Linked DNA regions of Mus musculus: region 1 is linked to region 2. Evidence: chromatin loops called from intact Hi-C (ENCODE). Cell type or tissue: left cerebral cortex. All regions are shown on one strand. Region 1 overlaps Gatb (glutamyl-tRNA(Gln) amidotransferase, subunit B). Region 2 overlaps Fam160a1 (family with sequence similarity 160, member A1).

Region 1 (5,000 bases), 68 kb after region 2:
CTGAGCCTTTAGAGACTCCTCTTTGGTGTCAGGTATGACCCACGGCAAGCATGAATGCCCATTTGCCATGTTGTCTGCCTAGTAACCTGAAGGTAGATACTGTCATGTTATGTCTCGTTATGGGTACTGAAGGGACGCATCAAGATGAAGTAATTTGGTACACACAGTAAGACAAGCAGTGGGACTGCAGAACTCAGACTTGTAACCACTACCTCATCTCTGAATCTTCAAAGAGTAGAGGGAGTTAGTTTTATCTCTTTAAACTACATTTTCCATAACCTCAGAACAGCACCTCAAACAAACCCATTATAGGCCACTTAAGGTGTCCCCTGTCTCTGCTATTTTATTTCTTACCAGCTTCTAGCTCTATAGATCTGTTTCCAAAAGCTCAGCTCCACAGGTGCTACCTCCAACTTTCTGAAAGATTCAGTATACAGTCTTCAGCATGTGGGAGGTTTGCCGACAGGTGGGCTTGTGGAGTTTATAAATTAGCAGAGAATGTCCCACTGGTAGACTTCTGACACAAGAACTCATACTATGACTTCTCAGCTAGAAAGCTGATTCTTTCATCGAAAGATAAGGAGGTTGTGATAGCCAGAGTCGGGGATGAAATACACAGTGGATGGGTAGTCAACAGATTTCATGACTAAAGGTGAGACTGTGAGGATCTGAATCTAGAGAAGGAAACCAGGTGTGGCGGGCAGTAAACAGGGATACTGACCGGTTCTTAGACACATTGATTTGGCATGTCTGTAAAACAGGAGCAGCACTGCAACCATAATTTTTTATACCCTAAATTAAGTATACCCAGCTCCAAGGGCAGAATAAACAATCCAGAATCATGCCTGGGACCTCTAAGGAGAGGCTGTGATCCCAACATGGCAAAAGGTCTTCTAGTGTGGAATTCACTTAGCTATTACCTAAACACAGAAGTCCTGCTCCCTGAGTTCAACAAACTTCACCTGATGCACTGTCAGGCACATGTAAAATAATCACCAAATTCCTCAATACATCATCTCCCTCCTGTATCTGCTGGGAATCCGGATTCCAGGCAAACCCACCTGTAGTGGCTATTCCTGGTTGTCAACTTGACTATATTTGGAATGAACTACAATCCAGAATTGGAAGGCTCACCAGTGACCCTTATCTGGAGGCTTGGAGATCCTTATCTGGATCTTGGTTTGGAGATCTTGAGCCATAGTGGCTATGGATTCCAGAAGATTGAATCTCCGAGTTTAAGGAACACACCTTTAATCTGGGATTAAAGGTGTGGTGGAACTCACCTTTAATCTGGGCTACACCTTCTGCTGGAGACAATATAAGGACATTGGAAGAAGGGAGTCTAGCTCTTGCTCCTTCGCCTGCTTGCTATGTGAGACTGAGTAACTGCTAGATCCTTGGACTTCCATTCATAGCTGCGACTGAACAATTGTTGGGAATTGGGCTGCCGACTGTAAGTCATCAATAAATTCCTTTACTATCTAGAGACTATCCATAAGTTCTGTGACTCTAGAGAACCCTGACTAATACACCACCCTTCTCCACCAAGGCTCTGCCCCTTCACTTAGTGAAAGCCTGTCCTCGAGGTCTCCTCCTATTCTCCTCTCCAAAAGTAGCCTTTGTTAGAATCGATGTGTTCAGATACTTCCTCTGCTTAAAGTTCTGCTTTACTGCTCCCATCACCAAGTGCTCAGAGATTCGTCAGTCCCTAAATAATCCAGCTGAATTGGCCCTCTTGTCAATTACACCCACCCAGCACTCTTTAGTTGGCCACACTAGTGTGTTCCTCTGTACAAACTGCTGCTTCCAACTAGACCCTTGGATGTGTGAGCTCTTACCCATCACTACTCCAATGCAAACACTCCTTGGCTCCCACAGCCCTCGGAGAAGCACCACCCACTTCATAGGCTGACTTCTTAGGGGACAGTCGTATCATTCTGCTTGGTTCTTCTTTTGCCCCATCACCTAACTATAATACCAAACTGATTAAACATTAGCTAAGATGATGAATAACTTACCATTCCCTTTATCAACATCCCAATGATGCTAGCTATGAGATAAAAGCAAAGCTATTCTAGAAATGTATTGGTCAGGAAAAGGAAAATACTCTTAGCATGTAAAATAGAACAAATTAAGAGCAAAGATTTCATTACACAGATGACAGAAGGGTAGAGGTGTCAAAGAGGGTACACTGGGGCAACTAGGGGGAGTTCCCCACAGCAACAAGTCACCCCTATCCTAGGGCTGCAGGGACAGAGAGGAAAGGTGGGGCTTCTAGAGAATACCGGGAACATGATGGATCTGCATCCTAGGAGCTGCAGAGCTGTAGTCACAAAGCGCGCGCGCATGCGCATGTGCTCTCTCTCTCTCTCTCTCTCTCTCTCTCTCTCTGCAGGGAGAGGGGGGCTGGCAAAGGTAGAAAAGGGAAGAAAAGCACCCATTGCTTCCTTCCTCTTAGCTGCTATTTTCAGAAAAGCATCTTGTTGGTCAAACCCAGCTAAGAACCAACTGGCACTGGCCCTAGCTCTGCACCAGGAAGATCAGGGGAATGGCAGGCATGGATCTGGGTGCAGGCTTCAAATGTAACAGTAAGCACATACACTTCTCCATCCACTCCTATGACTCTTTCATTTCATAAATAAATAATAATAATAAAGGGCCATATTCTTGAGTCTGTTCAGCTAACACAAAACTAGAAATTCTGTGGCTTCGGTTCCTCAGACTGGAAGGCAGGAGTGATGGAGTGCTCCTATTTTATAAGGAACATATGTAGCTCCTCCACCTGGCTTCAACTAAATGAACTCAAATGGACAGAAGAAAGGTTTGCAACCTACTCAAATTAATTATCTAGGATTTGAACATTTTATTGGAAATTATATTAGTTATAAATGTAGTTCATTAAAACTGTCTCTAGGGGGCTGGTGAGATGGCTCAGTGGGTAAAAGCACCCGACTGCTCTTCCAAAGGTCTGGAGTTCAAATCCCAGCAACCACATGGTGGCTCACAACCATCCGTAATGAGATCTGACTCCCTCTTCTGGAGTGTCTGAAGACAGCTACAGTGTACTTACATATAATAAATAAATAAATCTTTAAAAAAAACTGTCTCTAGGACTCTATCCTGGAAAATAGCTGGGATGTATTTCAAAGGAAAAAATGCACATCTTTCAAATTTCTGCAACTCACACCATTCCTCTGGCAGCCCTTTACCTGGTCAGTCCATGATGCTGACACACATACTCTAATGAGTACCATCCTTTGAAAGTGGAGGCAACACAGCATGACTGTGTCTCTACTGAAAATCTAGCTACTCAATTATTAAAATAAAGACTATAAGGTGATGTCTCCCTAAAAGCCCAAATGGCAATTATTCTGTGAAATTTATGCTGTAGGTGACAAATCTAATAATTAGGATATAGCACGGTAAATGTTTTAATTTATGGAAAGAAAGAAATTAAAATTTATTAAGTAAAAACAAGGCAGTAAAATGGCCCGTTATTGCTAACCATAAATTTGTCTCAAAGCGTGAACTCGCTGATCCGTATAGACAGCACCTGTCCTCACCACTGAGCTCTTTTACCAAGCCCTAAACCAATACAGGAGCTCCCTGCTTCCTTAAGTAACCTCACTAAGCAGTCACTCGGTCAAGAGAGTTAGTACAATTAATACAAGAGGTCCCTCCTTTCATGAGTAACCTCACTAACCAGTCACTTGGTGGTGAAAAGAGTTAATTGGGAATCTGACCACTGGAAATACTGGTTGGAATGCTGTCATTGGATATATGCAAGGATACTCATACAGCTTACATACGTCTTCATGCTTAGCACAGGAAAGGAGAAAATTCCCTCTATTTAAGTCCCTCTAAGCAAGGTGGGAAATACCATATTCATTACACAGGCAAGCACTCCTGGGGAAAGATGGTGTGGTCAGGAGTTCCTATGGTCAAGTTTCAAGGCCCCTGTATTTCCAGTCATCTTGTACTAGCTCCACCCCTCACAGGTCATCAAGATGAGGGTAAGAACAATGCTTTGATCAGAAGCCTCATTTTTTTCTGCTGTCTCTGCCAACTAGCAAGCTCAGGCAGCCCAGCCAGCTCGCACCACTGCCAGCAAGCCTAGCTGTAGGCACTGGAGCAGACTCTCCTGCTCTTTCCTGAGTTACAGGATACTGAAGTCTGAGATTAATCTCTGAGGATTTAAGCAACGAAAAGCAATCCTGGGGTCAAGTGGGGAGACTGACCCCACTTGGGTTTAAAAGAAAAAAAAATGAGAAAGTACTGGGACGAGAGGAAGGGCTGATACTGGGTTGTAAAGAGAATAAGTAAATTTAATAATAAAAAATAAAAAATAAGAGTTCTCTCACAACATTGTCTGGTTATTTTGCTTTCATGTTGGCACTGGAAGTTGTTGGTTTAGTCTCATTCTTGGCCAGTTATCCCAGTTAGATGGGAAAGTCAGAGTGACTAGCAACCAGTAAAACACAAAACTGGGTATGCAGGGTAACTGGTTTCTTCCTGTTTTCTCGGGTCTTCAGCAGTTACTAATCTGGTATTACCCTCTGACAATGAACCGGATCTCAAAGCAGACTTTTCCAGAGCCCGAGACACAAGGTAAACTGAGTCAGAGCAACCTGGATTTGAACCTTGCTCTCACTGTGCTATTGCTTTATTTATGGCCTTTCCCAGTCACCTGACTTCTCCAAGTCTGCTTCCTTATCTGCTAAGGGAAGAATCTTTATTTTGCAAGACTGTTCCATACAGTGAAATGAAAGCCATTGGTAGATAACCGGGAATCCTGGCTTTAGAGAGAGAGTATTAATAAAGGCAACGCATGCATCAGGAGGATCCTTTGCTTGCAAGCTTGCTTTTAAAGGATACCCAGGGGGTAATGGGAAAAGGTTCAGACAGCTCCAGAGAGCTTTTAGCCTGGATTCACAACCCACAGCAAGGTATATGAGGGGGTCACAATTATATATTATGTCAACGTACTACTTCCCCTTAAG
Region 2 (5,000 bases):
TGTCTGTTCTCACTTCTCAGAGACCCTGCTTCCTTTTAAGGGATTTAGCTGCTGGCAGAGTTCTGCATGAAGCATCTCGAGATGAAGTGTGTTTGTGTTAGACTCACGCTAATGGTGGTGAAGTGTTCATAAGGCGTGTTTATCTATCAAGGGCGATGTGCCTGTGCTATAAATATGCTGCAGCTTAGTGGCAGCATCGATGGCTCCACTGGGGGAAATGCACAATCGCCATCGATCTTGCTTAATGGAACACTTTTATGGCAAAAATTTAAAACATCTTCAAGTAATTTTATTAATTCCAGATTTATTATTTTTTTGTTTTCCTTGCTCTCAGTAAACCAACACATAAACCATATTAACTTGCTACCAACCTGAAGCAGAAACAGATTCTTTTTGCTTATATAGGTATCTTTTATAAACTGCTTTTTTAATTATTAGGCTTTTTTGTTGTTTGTTTTGTTTTTTTTTCTCTCGAGACCTCTATGTCACACTCGACCCCATTTCCTGAGACTGATCCTTCTTTCTCTCTGATCTGAAATGGAAAATGCAGATACCAAGTTGCCAGGAACAGCCAGGTCTCCAACCAGGACCTCCTCATTCATGCATGGACTCCTTCCCTTCCGACACTGAGGGAGAACCACTCAGGCATGTGCATAGGACAAGAAGTCCCTGGTCACATGTTGCTACTTGGTAAACATTACTCAACATGTTAGATATTCTCTACCAACACAAAGGCTTGTTGCTATGACACTTTCGGTGGCCTCTGACATCTGCATGCAGTCCATAGCATGGGGAGACAGTGAATTATACATTTTGATCACTGACAGAATCAGGACTATAGAACCAAAGGGGAAAAGCAATGCAATTTCTAAAAATTATTTGTTGTCTGAGCTTTTCAAGGTTCTTCATAGATTTCAAGGTACTCCAGGTGGTTGTGGAGTCAGGATGTCAACTCTCCTTTATAAGGAGAAGCAGACACATGTCCTCTGTGTCCACACCCTGGCTATGGCCCCTGTGACTTTGCAGTTCTGCGGACACTTGTCCCTCATGTCCAGCCAGCCCTGGCACTGTGTCTGTCCTCCCTGCAGGCCCATTCATCAGCGTGGTCCTGTCAAAGCTGGAGAACATGCTGGAGAACTCTCTGCATGTCAACTTGCTTCTCATCGGCATCATCACCCAGCTGGCCAGCTACCCACAGCCGCTCCTTCGCTCCTTCCTCCTCAACACCAACATGGTCTTCCAGCCCAGCGTCCGCTCGCTCTACCAGGTGTGTTACAGCCACGCCCATTCCTTCTGTCCTTCCCTTCCTCTCAGGACTTTGTTAACTTGGTTCCCTTCCCGTCCCAGCAGGCTGGCTGTATAGACGGTTCTAGACAAGCTGCAGTGCTTCATTTGGCTTGATGTTTTGAGAGTTCCTTACCAGGAACACAGGCAGTTAAAAATGAGCAAATGTCCAGTACCATAACAGTCCCTGTAATGAGGGATGGACCCGAAAGATGTATTGGTGACTGAGAGCAGACTCGGGCTGAGGAGTAATAGCATCATTAATGTGGTTTTTGACAGGTCCTTGCATCGGTGAAAAACAAGATCGAGCAGTTTGCTTCTGTGGAGAGAGACTTCCCAGGCCTCCTCATCCAAGCTCAGCAGTACCTGCTCTTCAGGGTGGACATGTCTGACATGGCCCCTGCGGCACTCACCAAAGGTCAGCCAGCTTTCTCCACTGTGCCTGTCTTAGCCTGTGCCCAGTCCCCCACATTTTGTTTGCAGGTGTTCTTGGAGTCTGGAACCTATATGCATCAAAGAACCTTTTTGTTTGTGTCCATCCTAGAACCACCTCTTTCTAGTGTTCTCAGATTTAAAAGGAAGTGCTCCTGCTCCCAGGCCTGCCCTTCCCCTCCATGGAGGATCTGGCTGCCCATCCATTTTCCTAACTGAGGTGGTTCAAGGAAGGAGCTGACATGAGATGTTGACAAACTGCAGTATATCAGCCCCCGCAGACTCCAGGGAGGCATCACGTGCACTCCTGGAACCATCTTTTGGCTGTCCCTGCCCTGCAGATGGCATCTGTTCTCTTTATTATATTTTTAGAGCATTTTGTACCAAAAACTAAACATGTTTCAGGACTCCAGGAGGCGGACACTGTTTGTTCGAATGAGGGTAAACGTGTAGTTTACCCTCAGCAATTCCTGCTTCGCTCAGCAAAGGGGAGGTGTTAGGTGGGTCATGGCAGAACAGAGAGAGGTGGGTGGCAGCGAGGTGTGACAGAGGAGAGCTGAGAATAGCCCGAGGCCTGGGGAGTACTGCTGCTTGGCCTGGTTTCTGGTTAGACAAATCTGATGGCCACTGTCTCCTGAGCTGTGACATAGGCAGGCCCTGGTGAGCACAAACAAGCGAATGTCCAGTATTGTTGTGGCCTACCTGGCCATGCTTGTCCAGGTATGGGACAAAGCTTCTGTGAGGCGGCTGAGCAGTGGGGAGACTGGGGCCTCCGAGCTAAGGCAGGTGACCAGAAACAAGGCTGGGTATGAGAGGCAGAAGCATGACTCTGAGAGAGATTGACACCTTCATAAGAAGCTCAGAAGAGCCCAGCACTGTGTGCAGCTACTGGCTCCTGTCTCTAGTGTCTGCTGTGTTATCCGGGTCACTTTGCTTCACTGGGTCTTATGTTCCTGTTTGTGGAGATGGGGCTAGGCACGAACCCAGGGCCTCCAGCAGGTTAAGCACACGCTACCACTCAGCAGTACTCTCAGCTCCTCTCTTGACAGTTAAAGGGAAGGTTTGCTCATCTCTCAGGCACTCTCTGGCCACAGCAAGAACTCTGATTGAGGTTCTTTTGGGGTACTACGCGGCAGATTTTAGAAGAAAGTTGGGCTAAGTACCACTGGTGAAATGAGGGGCCAGGTTTTAACTTGTTAGAATTCAAAAAGAGAAGGTAAGGCCATTGTGGGCGGGAGGGCTGTGTGCAGTGAGTGGGAAGGTGGGTCTCCACTCTGGGCTGTGCCCTTTGCCCAGCCCTGTTGCCTGGAGAGGAACGGAGCCTTTGTCCTGCTCAGCTTCTGAAGTCCTCTGAGTTAGTCTTTGACAGTCTGCAGCAGCTTTTCAGAGCCAGGCACCATTTCAGAAGCCAGCCCTGGCCCTGATGTGATGTGCACTTCCTTCTCCCTAGCTTTCCCTTCGGGTGCTGTGCATGCTTGTTGGGCCCTTTTGTAACTCAGGTGCCTGCAGCCAGAGTTGCTTCCCCAGTCAGCGTCTGCATTCTTAACTTCCTGGTGTCCCTTCGGAAAAGGCAGCCTCCTCAGGGAGCAGTTAAAAGGATCCCTGCTCTACAGCAGGAGGATGGAGAGGTTTCTGTGATGACTGAAGGGACCAGGTCATTGGCTCCTGAGGTTTAGTTACTTTCTCAGCAGAAAGGAGGAGAAGGAGGAAGAAAAGGAGGAGGAAGAAGAAAGAACTCCCACTCAAATACATTAAAACTACACAATAATAGTGCCATGACCCGACTTAATGTAAAGACTCCTTTAACTGAGCTCTGATTCTAGAAGGTGGCTAGATGCTAACCCATTTTACAGCAAAGGAAACAGCCTTGGTGATCCAGGCCAGGGTAATCACTCAAATCTGCCTACTTGTGACACATTGAAAGGCCATCTCCTGGTGGTAAGCCAGCTCGGGTCCACCCCAGGGGATGCTGGAACTGCCTGAAGGATGTCCCTGTAAGTCTTCGGACCCCTTTGCTGCTCTTCTGTGTCATGAACAATGATTTGTGGATTCAAGCTGGGCAGGCAAACCTTAGCAGTGACATCTCCAATTCACAAGTCACGCTAGATGTAAAAAATCCACAAAGAGCATGGTTTAGCGAGCAGGGTGGGGTTGAGTTGGGAAGTGGAGGTTAGGCGTGAGAGGCAGCTCTAAGGAGAACTTGAGTGTGGAGGAGTGGGGGGTTATTTCCTTGGTCACACATTCTGCAAAGTGTTGTAGGCTCCCTGGATAGACTGGCCAGGGTTTGTGAGACATTCTCAGGGGGCTTGGCTCTTGAAAAGAGCAGTGTGTGGCTGAAACCCTGTGCCAGCCTCCAGTGAATGGGGCAGGGACCCGGGCAGAGAGGGGCTTTCGGGAAGTGAGTGGCAGCTGAAGTGGGCCACATGCAGTCTAGTGTGGCCCCTGTGTATTGATACCTGGTGACTCACTTGATCATTATAGCAATGCCATGAGCTTCTGACAGTCAGAGGAAGTGAGAGCACAGAGAGGTGAAGCCACTTGCCTGGAGTAGCCCAGCTGGTAGGTAGGTCACAGAATCTGTGCTCTTAGCTATAGTCCCAGTGCCTCTGAAGCTTAGTAAGATGTGGGTGAAGGGAAATGTGGGGACGGAGCTGCAGGGGACGAGGCAGCCAGCACAGCATAGATTCCAGTCTGGGTGTTCTGATCCCCAGTGGATCCAGGCCAGCTTCCCCAGTGAGCTCCGATGGCTCGTGGGAGACCTGAAGTGTCTGAGGACCAGTGTGGGTGGGTCACCAAGGCTGACCTTGGGCCTCTGCATTGTTAATACCCCTGATGGGGCTAGAGGGAGCTCTGATAAGAGATAGTAGGAGACAGATTCTCAACAACTTCTCTGTGACACGAACTGTGATATGCTTTAATCCAAAAGGATATTTAAAGCAGCAAAGTAGAGGATTTTTTTTAACACTAAAGACTATAGTAGTGAGATGTAGAAAGTACTATAAATGTCAAGAATTTTTAGTGCCGTCGTTAAGCAACACTCTGAAAAGTGTTGAAAAATGGGGCTGAATTCTAAAAAGCAGCCAGAATAATGAAGAGCCTGGATACCGTGATTTGGGAGGGTTGATGGGATCATTTGGGGAGGGGCAGAGGTGGCATAAAGAACTCCTACAAACATATGAGGGCTGGAGAGCTCAGGAATCAGTCAGGGAGATTGAACCATTTTAATTAGGAGAACCGATTTGGTATAAAAATGCAAATCAGCTGGATGTGTTGGAACCTGGGCT

What was found. Hi-C counts contacts between places; a loop is a spot of excess contacts. Peaks named below come from ENCODE experiments on the same cell type or tissue, not always from the same donor. Only the 100,000 strongest peaks of a DNase experiment are listed, where the experiment ranks them.
Region 1: a loop joins it to region 2, with 2.5 times the contacts of the local background. A loop is called at or near these places in 7 of 42 quality-filtered maps.

What each region holds. Positions count from the first base shown.
Region 1 is chr3:85,593,747-85,598,746 of GRCm38, reverse strand. The region is part of intron 2 of Gatb (glutamyl-tRNA(Gln) amidotransferase, subunit B); the gene reads right to left. Among named protein-coding and RNA genes, the nearest start is that of Gm46809, 20 kb to the right of the region's middle. In left cerebral cortex, a CTCF peak has its summit at 2,934; no DNase peak of the experiment used is centred here.
Region 2 is chr3:85,662,055-85,667,054 of GRCm38, reverse strand. It overlaps Fam160a1 (family with sequence similarity 160, member A1), which reads left to right. Exons shown (of 12, transcript NM_172682.3): 10 at 1,089-1,267; 11 at 1,564-1,702. Among named protein-coding and RNA genes, the nearest start is that of Gm40082, 48 kb to the left of the region's middle. In left cerebral cortex, CTCF peaks have their summits at 2,108, 4,380 and 4,584; DNase peaks (open chromatin) are centred at 4,430, 4,610, 4,760, 4,936 and 3 more places; H3K27ac peaks cover 5,000 bases.